Regions from separate parts of the Mus musculus genome. Here all the other regions are linked to region 1. The links are chromatin loops, found by intact Hi-C in ENCODE. Cell type or tissue: heart. All regions are shown on one strand.

The links. Hi-C counts contacts between places; a loop is a spot of excess contacts. Peaks named below come from ENCODE experiments on the same cell type or tissue, not always from the same donor. Only the 100,000 strongest peaks of a DNase experiment are listed, where the experiment ranks them.
Region 2: a loop joins it to region 1, with 3 times the contacts of the local background. A loop is called at or near these places in 1 of 42 quality-filtered maps.
Region 3: it touches region 1 in a loop (4-fold over the local background); 1 of 42 quality-filtered maps calls a loop at or near these places.

The regions. Positions count from the first base shown.
Region 1 is chr8:105,898,126-105,902,125 of GRCm38, forward strand. Pskh1 (protein serine kinase H1) reads left to right here and starts at 2,349. Exons shown (of 3, transcript NM_173432.2): 1 at 2,349-2,415. In heart, a CTCF peak has its summit at 2,113; a DNase peak (open chromatin) is centred at 2,276; H3K4me3 peaks cover 1,858 bases; H3K27ac peaks cover 1,849 bases.
Region 2 is chr8:105,699,977-105,703,976 of GRCm38, forward strand. Acd (adrenocortical dysplasia) reads right to left here and starts at 1,252. Exons shown (of 11, transcript NM_001012638.2): 1 at 944-1,252; 2 at 727-863; 3 at 471-564; 4 at 306-382; 5 at 28-72. The coding sequence starts at 1,042. Pard6a (par-6 family cell polarity regulator alpha) reads left to right here and starts at 1,671. Exons shown (of 3, transcript NM_019695.3): 1 at 1,671-1,827; 2 at 2,198-2,420; 3 at 2,632-3,518. The coding sequence starts at 1,765. The coding sequence ends at 3,386. Enkd1 (enkurin domain containing 1) reads right to left here. Exons shown (of 8, transcript NM_198299.2): 8 at 3,676-4,000. The coding sequence ends at 3,885. In heart, CTCF peaks have their summits at 1,088 and 1,735; DNase peaks (open chromatin) are centred at 1,175, 1,685, 2,315 and 2,975; H3K4me3 peaks cover 2,468 bases; H3K27ac peaks cover 1,810 bases.
Region 3 is chr8:105,964,466-105,968,465 of GRCm38, forward strand. It overlaps Slc12a4 (solute carrier family 12, member 4), which reads right to left and starts at 1,650. Exons shown (of 24, transcript NM_009195.3): 1 at 1,460-1,650. The coding sequence starts at 1,574. In heart, no CTCF peak of the experiment used is centred here; DNase peaks (open chromatin) are centred at 606, 1,186, 1,686, 2,656 and 2 weaker places; H3K4me3 peaks cover 2,995 bases; H3K27ac peaks cover 3,580 bases.

The DNA.
Region 1 (4,000 bases):
GCCTGCTTCTGTAAGCAGGGATGGCTGCTCTGGCCAGCCATTGGTGGGGTGGGGATTACAACCCTCCTACAGTGACCTACATTTACCCTGATGTTTGCTCCCTAAGTCCCTACTCTGCCATGGGCTGGGATCGGAGGTTGAGTGGGGGAAGACTTTGCTCTGTGGCCAGGGGCTTAAAGGCTTTATGGGTTTTATCTCAGAGCTAGCGCAGACGGTTGGGATGATAGCCAAGATGCCGGTGCCTAGGCATAGCTACCTAGGTCTAAGCACGGTCACAGTGTTCTACAGCTGTAGATCTATATAGACAAGGTGGAGTTGACCATTCAGATAGATGTCCTGGGACCAGTTGCCATCACACCAGAACACGTTCCTGCTAAGCCTGTGTTTTTCCCTAGATCCCAAACCAATACCTGAATATACAGCGTATACGAGTAAATACTCGTTCCTTTATTTGCCAAATACCTTGACAAATAAAAGACTATAGATTTCTGAGTGTTATCAACTCTGGACTTCTATATTATTTTTTTATTGTGAGACTAAAATCATGATTACAATATGTTCATAGTAAATATAAGGATAGGAAATTCGTATGGAAAGGCTTGAGGGTGACATCTTCCCCGAGAATTCATATAACTGTGGAAATGTCAGAGCTGGATTTGATCCCAGATTTGGCCCCAAAATCAATGCTCCTTTTTTGTTGTTATTAAAATTATTTATTGGGCTGGTGAGATGGCACAGCAGTTAAGAGCATTGACTGCTCTTCCAGAGTTCATGAGTTCAAATCCCAACAACCACATGGTGGCTCACAACCATCCGTAATGACATCTGACGCCTCCTCCTGGTGTGTCTGAAGACAGCTACAGTGTACTTACATAAAAAAAATAAACCTTTAAAAATTATTTATTTATTCACTTTATCACCCCTTCCTTTCCTCTCAGTAATCAGTCACACAGGTCCTTCCCCCATCCACTTTCCCTGTCTCTTTTGAGAAGGGGAAGCCCTACTCTGGGTATCACCCCTCCTCATGCTGTTTTTTTTAGGCAAGGTCTCCCTGTGCAGCAGCCCTGGGTATCCTGTTGCTATAGACAGACCATGCAGGCCTTGAACTCAGAGGTCCCCCCTCTGCTTCCCAAATCACACCAGGCTGGGTTAAAGTTCATGTTTTTAGTAATCCCATAACCCTTTGAGAAACAAATTTCATTGCTGCCATTTTGAAAGATGGTCTTAATCTGTATCCCAAGAAAACTTATAACTTCTATAACCTGGCCTTTTTTTTTTTTTAAACCTCTCACTGCAATATCCCCTTAAATTCCTGAGTGCCAGGATTATAGGCATGTGGGAACACACTGATGAATTTTTTTATTGAGATAGGACCTTAATAAATACACCAGGCTAGCCTCAAACTAAAGTCTTTCTTGTTGCTGCTTCCAAAGTACTAGGATTACAGGCTAACGATGTTTTGTCTTTTTTAAAAAAGTAAAAGTTGTTTCAAAACCTAGTGTGTTAGTACAAAAAAAAAAATCTTTATTTTTTTAATTAATTAATTTTTTGTTTTTTTTTCAAGACAGGGTTTCTCTGTATAGCCTTGGCTGTCCTGGAAGTCACTTTGTAGATCAGGCTGGCCTCGAACTCAGAAATCTGCCTGCCTCTGCCTCCCGAGTGCTAGGATTAAAGACGTGTGCCCCCACGTCCAGCTTCTTTGTTTATTTTTGAGACAGGTTTCTCTGTAATAGCCCTGACTGTCCTGGAACTAGCTTTGTAGACCACACTGGCTTGGAACTCAGAGATCCTCCTGCCTGAGTGCTGAGATTAAAGGAATGTGCCCACCATGTCAAGCTTGGTAACAATCTTTTTTATTCGTTATTTTATTTTATAAATCTCGTGATTCATTTGTGTTTGCATCAATACATTAACAATCTTTTTTACTTTTTATTTTATGTTATAAATCTCGTGATTCATTTGTTTTTGCATCAATACATTAAAAAAAATTAGCCCTGGCGTGATGACACACTCCCTTGCCCTTCAAGAACTCCTTCATCTATAGAAGAATCTTGCCATTTTTTTTCCATTTCTCTCGGTCATTACCTTTCCCAGAACTTTTCCCTCCACAAATGGCTCCCCAGCGGTGTCTAGCGGCAAACAGACCCACCCCTGGAAAAGAGCTCTGCTCCGCCCCGAAGACGTTGATTGGCAGGCACTCCGAACCCCCCCCCCCCCCTACACACACTTGCGTTCGCGTCTGGAGGCTCCGCCTCCCTTCCGTCCCTTGGCCGCCCAAGTTTGTTTTGGCGTCAGGCGCGCGCAGTAATGACGCCACCACGCTGACGCGGGAGGATGGCGGCGGCGCCCGTGGCCTGGGCTGGGAGACGGTGGGCTGAGCCGCCGAGACTCCGGAGAGCCCGCCGCCCGCGCGAGGTGAGGCCTTCCGGCTCGGGGCTTCGGCCTGACCGGCGTGAGGGGCCTGCGAGTTCAGCCGCGGGCGCAGCCAGGGCCTGGCGCGACTCCGAGCCCTCGGTCCCCGTGCACTGGGGCCTGTGGGCTGGGGAGCAGGCCGGGCTGTGGCTACCCGCGGTCCCCAGGCATGGCCTCGAAACCTCCTGCCGCGTTAGGCCCGATGGACTTGGTCATCTGCCTGTCTGTGGCCCAGCCGTCCCGCGTCCAGCGCGGGTCAGGTTGATCTAACCTTGTTGTGTGCGGCGCCTACTCCACACCCTTCCCTTGCGACTGAACGCCAGGGTCCTGCGGGGGCCATCGATCGCTTCCATGTACTGGCTGGAAAAAGGGCCAGAGTCCAGCTGGGTCGCTTGCAAGGCAAACCTGTCATACTTATAAGGAGAGCCCCGCTCAGTCCTCTGAAGCTGCTGCGTGTATAATTCGCACCAGAAAAATCACTCGTTAAAATTGCCTCCTTAGTCACTGTAGGGAAAAACTAAACCTTGTAGCCTGCAGCATTCAAAGCTTATCATAATCGGATGTGGCCTACCTAGCCCTGCAGAGAACGCCTGGGCACGTCTGTACTGCGATTATGTAGTGTTTTGTTGAGGCATGTGAGCCTCCTATTAACTCTGTGGTTTCATACCCTCGAGGTTCAGATAGCTGCTTTCTCGGTTTGTGAAACTTCCGTTCATTTCCACCCTCACTCACCAGTAGAGGAAATTAACCTGTGTCTTTTTGAATCTATCACCAATGTCTTTTCCTTGGAAAACTGTCTCCTGCGTTCACACAGTAGTAGTGTTTAGTTAAAGCTATCGGGACACTGACTTGAATAGATACAGATTAAGCCTTGGGGGAACATCTGTCATGGCCAGCATTTTGAGATAGTCACAGCAAACAGTGACATCTTGAAGTATTTTTTTTCAAGATACAAATTCAAGAGTTTTACTCTTCTCTAGATGTGGTAGACTACACTTCCGATCAATAAGGGCTAGTTTAGGCTACATAGTACATTTAGGACGAACCTGGGCTATATGAGACCCCGTCTCAAAAACAAAATACTCCAAAGCCCTGGTTTGGTGGTGCATGCCTGTGATCACCGCACTCCTGAGAGAGAAGCAGGAGGATGCCCAAAAGTTAAAGGACAGTCTGATATAGTGAGGCTGTCTTGGGGGTGGGGTGGGGGGAGTCTTCACTTTATTTTTCTGCTGATTTCGTTGATGGAAATTGAACTCAGGGCCTGAACCCTTTTCACTTAGCTACATGGTCAGCTTACAATGTATGGTAGCTTAAATGCTGTAACCCCAGCATTTGCGAAGCAGAAGGAGCAGGATTACCATGGTACTTGAGATGATCCCAGACTGCATATCGAGTACCAAGTCAGCCAGGACTACAGAGTGAGACCCTGTCTCATGAAGCAAAACAAAAAATAAGAAAGAAACAAGATATGAGGTAGAAATCTGTGCTTTTAAAGTTTTTTTTAAGTCTCCTTCCTCCCCCTGTACAGTGATTGATCCTGGGCATTTTGCATTCTAACAACTGAGCTGTGTCCCCTTTTCAGAAAATT
Region 2 (4,000 bases), 200 kb before region 1:
AGCCTCAGGGCCCAACCCCAAACTTACTCAAGACACTCATTGAGTTTTCTCTGCACATCTGAATCCTGATTGCTGGGAGAAAGAGGAGGGTGGTAGGTGATCAGGGTTATTGATGCCCATCCCTCTCACCTGAAGATCTATGCCAAGTGCGCGTGAAGAGACAAAAGGTGGAAGCTTCATTTAACTGTTTTGTTTTGGGGAGAGGAATATGGAGAGATTTAGACTGAAGCCCTCAGGACTTCAGCCATGCGAAGCCTGTAGTCTGCCACTGAGCTACATCCCCTTCCCTTAAAGGGACCACTTACCAACCAGTCACCTGTATCCGGGGCTGCTCCGTGGGCAGCAGGTTAAAGCGATCCACCTGGAGGTAGAACTCCGCAGGCTGGAGGAGTTGGGGAGTGGTGTCTCAGGAGTGGTGACAAAGAGCTAGGTACAGTAACCAACCCGCCCAAGTGAGCCTTACCACTCACCGCATGGTCCTGAGCCACCTGAACGCGGAGCCCGCAGGCCTGCAGTAGCAGGAGCCGGCCCTCGGTCCCGCGGAATCCGAGCTCCTTCTCCTCCCTGCGGCGAGCACAGCCCTCATTGTCCAGAGCACAGGCACAAACCCCCATACGCCTGGGGAATGAGCTTTCCCCACTTCTCCAGTACCCGCCCACTTCAGGTTCAATGCCCCACTAGCCAGCTGGCCTCCCACCTTCCGCTGACAAGTAGCACTTCTCTTACCAGTCGGAGGTGTCGATGGCGTTGCGCGTCACCACGCATCGGACACTGTGGGTTCCGTCTGACACAAGTAACACGGCCCCGGTGTCAGGTGTGTCAGGGGCGGAAGAAGGGCCGGGAGTCTCCGAGTCCTGGAGTACCTAACACAACAGTAGTGGCTAGTGTCAATTCACTCCCGCCTTCTCTACCCGGGTCTCTGGGATCTGAGCGACCTGCTTACCTTGAGCAGCTGCCCGGTTCGTGGACTTGACAGTGTTTCTGAACCTAGGATCAGCTCTCGAATCCAGGGCTGTAGGGCCAGCAACCCTGAATCGGACATTAGCAGGGCGGCACCCTGGGCGACCCCCAGGAAAGGGTCTTCCCGCGAGCACCGCCGCTCCGCCTCTAGCGGGAGAGGAAGCACGTGACCGCCAGGCGGATCCTAAGTTTGAGACTCCGCCCCCCTCGCGGTTCTGCGCCTGCGCAAGCTCTTCCCGGGTCCTGCTGACTGACCTAGCTGCTGGCTGATGACAGTTTATTCTTACCGGGGCATCTCTCTGAGCCCGTGAGCTGTTCCTCAGTACAACTCTAGAGCCGGAAAGGAAAAGGCAAGGACTAGATTGGATGAGAGCGATCCAGGTTAGGAGGCTGCAGCAGAGAATGGGGCCTGAAGCCACTTTGGCTCTGTGTAAGACCTCCAGAATTTTCCTAAAATGTTGCCGTAGTTTCCTTTACAAAATGAAAATGACAGCACGGACAACTTAATAAATGTTTGTTCCCTCATTCTGCCTTCGGATTGGTCGAGTCCTTTTTGGGACGCTCGAACCATAGCGTAATGACGTAAGAACAGAGAAAGCCCTCTCTGCCTCCGTCTCCGTTTCCTAGGAAACGTAGACTCCACGTTTCTCGGTGTCGCGTCCCCCTTGACGTCATGGTTTGGGTGGGAGGGCGGGGCGAGTGCTACCGCCAGGGGCGGGGCGGCTCGGGCCAGCGGGCCGGGCTGTGCACCTGCGCCTCGGCGGGCTGCTGTGGGGCACTGTCCCCCGCCCGCCAGGCCCTGCAATGGCCAGGCCGCAGAGGACTCCGGCGCGCAGTCCCGATAGCATCGTCGAGGTGAAGAGCAAAGTAAGGGCTTCTCTGGTCTCGGCTCTAGCCACTGCGCTAGGGCTCCTAATTCCCTTTCTCTCCCTTATTAGTTCCTTGGCTCTCCATCACCTCTTTCTGTCCTCCATCCTCCGTCCTATTCTGCTTTTCTGTCTGCCTCCCCTCATCGCATCCTCCCTCCCACTACGGACTTCCAGAGTCCCTCTGTGGCCTGGGTATGTGGAGAGCAAGGGAAAGACCTTGGACAGTGTCCCTTGTACTGGAGCTGAGGTTTAAGCCTAAGGCTGCAGCTGTTCCAGCAACCTTTCCCTCTCCTGACAGCCTCAGTGCTGTGGTGAGAAAGGGGCTTGGGATGTCCTGACACTCCGTTCCCTTTCCCTCCCGCCTCCAGTTTGACGCCGAGTTCCGACGCTTTGCACTACCCCGCACTTCGGTGAGAGGCTTTCAGGAGTTCTCGCGATTGCTGTGTGTGGTACACCAGATCCCTGGCCTGGACGTCCTGCTTGGCTATACGGATGCTCACGGTGACTTGCTGCCCCTCACCAACGATGACAGTTTGCACCGGGCCCTGGCCAGCGGGCCCCCACCTCTGCGCCTCTTGGTTCAGAAACGGGGTGAGGATGGGGTACAGTGGGCAGCTTTCTTGGGTTAGGGTGATAGGACAGGTATATCAGGGTAGATCATACCCAGGGCCCCCAGGCTTTATGTTCTGTAGCCTCTGCCCTTGGTCTGACCTCCAAGTAGCAGGAAAACAGTTGACATTGTCCCTATCACAGGCCCAATTGGGAGAAGTCTCTAATCTTAGTCCCCCCCCCTCTCCTGCAGCAGAAGGTGACTCGAGTGGCCTGGCTTTTGCCTCCAACTCTCTACAAAGGCGCAAGAAAGGGCTCCTGCTACGACCAGTGGCACCTCTGCGCACCAGGCCACCCTTGTTAATCAGCTTGCCCCAAGATTTCCGCCAGGTGTCTTCAGTTATAGATGTGGACCTACTACCTGAGACCCACCGACGAGTGAGGCTGCACAAACATGGTTCAGACCGTCCCCTGGGCTTCTACATTCGAGATGGCATGAGTGTTCGCGTGGCTCCCCAGGGCCTGGAGCGGGTTCCAGGTATCTTCATCTCCCGCCTGGTACGTGGGGGCCTGGCTGAGAGTACAGGGCTGCTGGCGGTCAGTGATGAGATCCTTGAGGTCAACGGCATTGAGGTGGCCGGGAAGACCTTGGACCAAGTGACGGACATGATGGTCGCCAACAGCCACAACCTCATCGTCACTGTCAAGCCTGCCAACCAGCGTAATAATGTGGTACGGGGGGCATCTGGGCGTCTGACAGGGCCTTCCTCTGTAGGGCCTGGGCCTACTGATCCTGACAGTGACGATGACAGCAGTGACCTGGTCATTGAGAATCGCCACCCTCCCTGTTCTAATGGGCTGTCTCAGGGGCCCCTGTGCTGGGACCTGCAACCTGGCTGCCTACTTCCTGGTGCTGGCAGCTCTCTGCCCTCCTTGGATAGCAGAGAGCAAGCCAATTCTGGCTGGGGGAATGGCATGCGAGGTGATGTTAGCGGATTCAGCCTCTGACAGGCAAAGATGCAGCCCTTGTCACTTTAGGCTGCGGGAACATGGCCTGGACTTTCCAGCTGGGTAGAGAAGATTAGCTTGCTCACAGAGCCCTCTCAGTCTGGTGAACATTAAAGGTTTTCTACAAATGTAGATGTGGTCCTTCTGTGTCCCAGCCCCGATCTCTTCTGATCCTGTACGTCTGCCTTCTTCCCTGGACATAGGCAGGAGGGCATCCTATGGTGGGTGATGCAGCAGGAGGCCCACTGGGCTTAGCATTTCTAAGACAGCTCCTATGGAACACAGCCACTGTGTACAAAAGGTTTAATTTTGACAGAGAAGTTGGGAGGCTGGTGGCCCTTCTGCAGCCCCTGGTGACTAAGAAGTGCTTTCGATTCTGCCCACCCCAACGCTCCTGTCTTTGAGCTATGACAGGGCTTGAGTCTGCCCTTGGCAGCCACGTGGTGATCCGCACACATATCTCCCTGTTACTCTTGGTGGGTACCAAGCGGGGAAGGACTAGGTATCCATCTTCACAAAGACTTTGGGTCGGGAAAAGATCTTGATAGCCTCTTCTATTTGCACCAACTTCCGGTCCAGTTCAGCACGATGACCCTGGGCTCTCAGCGAGTCTG
Region 3 (4,000 bases), 66 kb after region 1:
GGGGTGGGGTTGGGAGGAGCTGGCCTAGCCTGGAGGGATCTGGCAGGGCACAGCCAACAGCCAGCATAGCTCCAGGTTACTCCTATCAACCTGTGAGGGACCAAGGCGGAGCCAAAGAAAAGGCTCAGTACTGCCCATTGGTCCAGGCTAATCTCCAGGATGCAGTTCAGTACATCATCTAGGGACAGACATCCTTCCAGTCCCAGGGAAGGAGGGATATGGTTCCGACACCTTGGACCAGGCAAGGGGCAGCAGGGGATGTGGGATCTAGGGTTACTTACACACAGCTGTGAAACCTGACAAATCTCCGTGACATCTGCAGTCCATGCCCCTGGCCTGTATGTCCACATGGCAGGCAGGTCATTCAGTCACCGTTCACATGAAGCACAGACTACCCCTCAAGCATGTCACCATCACAGACCTATCAGATAGCCTCCGATACCATCACCAGACACAACACACATTTCCTACACCTTTCTATCACGGTCAGCCTCAGACATCACAGGCATTTGTTATCATAGCACCAGGCTCATCACTGGCAGCCTTCCTGGAAACAGTAGCCATAAGGACGTCCTGACCTGACCCTGTGATACTCAGCGACACACGTGCATTTACACATGCCTGGACAGCTATACAGACAGACACATATAACCAGGACCGTTCCCATTCCAAGTGTGAGGAGCCTCCGTGGGTGGAAGATGGAGAGATGGGGCACTGGAAGGGAGAAAGGGTTTACCTCTATAACCAGCCCTGATACCTAGGTTAAGGCACTACATTCTCATATCCGGGTTTGAATCCCACTGGAACAAGTTACATAACTCTTCCCCACCGCCCTTCACTCCTTCCTAAGTGCGAGTAACAGAACCTGTCCCATGGGGGAGGTTGGGAGGATTAAAGCGAGTTGCTTCATGTACAGTGCCTAGACAAGCCTGGCCCCGTGTGACTGCTCCCTAGGTGTCCATGATACGCACAGATCTACGTAGACCAAGGCCAACACAGGCTCTTCAGCGAGCACACCCTTTGCTCCTACCGGGCCAGTGTGCAAGGAGGCAGGGGTAGGGAAAGGACAAGAGAGGGGCGGTGAGTCATAGAGGAAGAGAGGGTGACACTCAAGAGGATGGGGGCGATTCACAGAAAGTGAGGAAGCTACAATCCAGGCTTCCATTGGACCCAGACCCGTGGCGCGTTCGGCGCCAGCCTAAGCAAGGCAGCCCGTTACCCGGCCTCCCAAGGCGGCCACGTCTGCAGCCCCCGCCCGCGGCCCTCGGGGGAGGAGCTGGGAGTGGGTGGAGGACGACCTAGCCCGGGAGTCCCGGACCAAAAAGACTCATCGGTCTGAGCGCGCAAGGAGCAAGAAAAGTGGAGTCCTGCATGGACGTCTGCGCGCGCGGTCCGAAGGCGCGAGTCCCGTGTAGATGCCCCCCGTCCCGGCCACAGCCCCCGCCGGGCGCACCCTCACCGTCCGAGTCTTCCCGCTCGGCGCGCTCGCCGTAGTCCACCCAACTGAGCCCCTCGAGGTTGTCATAGTCGCCGCGTCGCGGCCCGTCCACCGGCACCACGGTGAAGTGAGGCATCGCGCGCGCTTGGCCCGCGGTCCCGGCCTCCAGCCGGCAGTCCCCGCCGCCCCAGGCTGGCCCGCCCCGCCCGCTCGCATTCCACCCCGCTGCGCTCACTTCCTCCACCCGCCCCCCGGGCCGCCCCTCGGGGGCGGGGAGCAGGAGGGGCTCGGGTCGGCTCCTCCCCGAGGGGGGATGAGAGGACCCCGGGAACGAAGTACTCTAGCTGCTGGAGGGTAGGGTTCCTGTGTGTCTTTGGGTAAGGGGTTGCCCTCTCTGAGCCCCAAATGCGATACTTAATAAAGTGAGGGAAAGTATTTTAACTTTTAGGGGTATTATGATGGTGAGACGGGGCGCAGGGTGCACTGGCTCTGTTCCCTGAATCTAATTAGCTCTCAGTCACTTTTTGTTATTTAGCGGGAAAGCTAGCAGGACCTGGTCAATGTCACAGTGACCACCCCAAACCTCCTCAAGTCTTTCATCACCCTCACATACATACTCTTCCATAGCGGGAAAGCTAGCAGGACCTGGTCAATGTCACAGTGACCACCCCAAACCTCCTCAAGTCTTTCATCACCCTCACATACATACTCTTCCATTACCATCATTTCTCTCTAACGCTTCTCCAGGACTTTGGTAGCCTACGGTCTCTCCCTCAGTTCTGCTCGCTGCAGCCTCTCCCTTAGCAGGTGGTTGAAGATCGTATGCCCTTCCTAGAGGAGTCCGCTCCCTCCTCGCTAGAGGTTACACCGGCCCATCCCTCATCGACACTTTGGGATAGCCCAGTTATCTCATTTGAACTTGCTCCTTCATAACCTCACCTCCTGGAGGTTCCTGCACCCGAGTCCTTTCCTTTCTTGGTGCTAACTTCTTTCACACTCAGATAACTTACCTAGTCGCCTTGACTTGAGAATTTTTATCTTTCTGAGTTGTTCTTTTGGCCTCTTCCCCCACCCCACCCCGCTTCCTTCCTATCAGAAAGCTCCAGGGCTCATCTTTCTGCTCTATCTCCATTCTTTCTCCCTTTCTGGTGTAGCCTTTAGAATTTGGGCTGACTCTAGAATCCGCGCCCTCTGCTGCCACCCGCCAGCCCCAACTGCCTGGGTGGGCCGCTCGGCTAGGACCTCCCTGAAGCAGCTCAACAACTAACCCTTCCCAGTCAGCTCTTCCGGGCTGCAATCGGCCTCCCTCTCTTTCTGGCACCTTTAACTGCTTTCCAGCTGTGCGCGCGTGCTCTCGGCTCTGCATCTCCTATCCTGCACTCTCTGTATAGAAGGCTCACTGGTTACAAGCTTTTGTTGTTCTTGCCCCAGACCCAAGTTCAGTCCCCAGCACCCACATCAGGTAGCTTATGACTGCATATGTCTCTAGCTCCAGGGGATCTGATGCCCTCCAGCTCCCTCAGACTGTACCAGGGTTCACACACACACACACACACACACACACATTTAAATTTACCTTTAAAATTGAAAAATAAACTGAGCAAGAAGAAATATAATACAAGCTATGAGTAATAAATATTCCAAAAAAAGATACAAGGTATAACTAATAGCATTACCCCAGTCAGTCCAAAAATCAAAACCAAAGAAGCAAACAAACAAAAAAACAGGTGGGTGTCTACTGAGGAACAACACTTGAAGATCTTTGGACACACACACACACACACACACACAGAGGCCCCATCTTTTCTTCTCTTTCTTTTCTTTCTTTTTTTTAAGTTATTTTCTTTCTTTCTTTCTTTCTTTCTTTCTTTCTTTCTTTCTTTCTTCCTTCCTTCCTTCCTTCCTTCCCTTCCCTTCTTCTTCTTCTTCTTCTTCTTCTTCTTCTTCTTCTTCTTCTTCTTCTTCTTCTTCTTCTTCTTCTCCTCTCCTTCTCCTTCTCCTTCTCCTTCTCCTTCTCCTTCTCCTTCTTCTTCTTCTTTTTTGCTTTCCCCCCCCCCCCCAGAGAGTCTCACTATGTAGCCCTAGCTGGCTTTGATCTCTATGTAGACCAGGTTGCCCTCACAGGCAGTCCCTAGGTGCTAGAATAAAAGATGTGTGCCGCAATGCCTGGATGTTTTCTTGTTAATTATCGGTTTCCATGTGTGTCTGGGTGTGAGTATGTGTGTGTGCAGGTGCCCTGGAAGATCAAAGGTGTCAACTCCCCTGGAGCTGCAGTTACAGGTAGTTGTGAGTTATCTGATGTGCATCGGGAGCTGAACTCTGGTGCTCTGCAAGCGTTTGCAAGGGCTCCCAAGTGTCCAGCCATTTCTCTGGCACTAGAGAGACAGAGGCAGGCCAGGTCTATATATAGTAAGTTCCAGGGCAGCCAGACAGGGGGAAAAGAGAGATACTGAGGATTGGCAACAGAAACTCTAACATCTGACTCTTTAAAATCTCAGAAAATGAAATTCAAATAAAGGAAAAGTTTGGGCATCGTGGGCTACCCTGCACCCCTGGAACTCA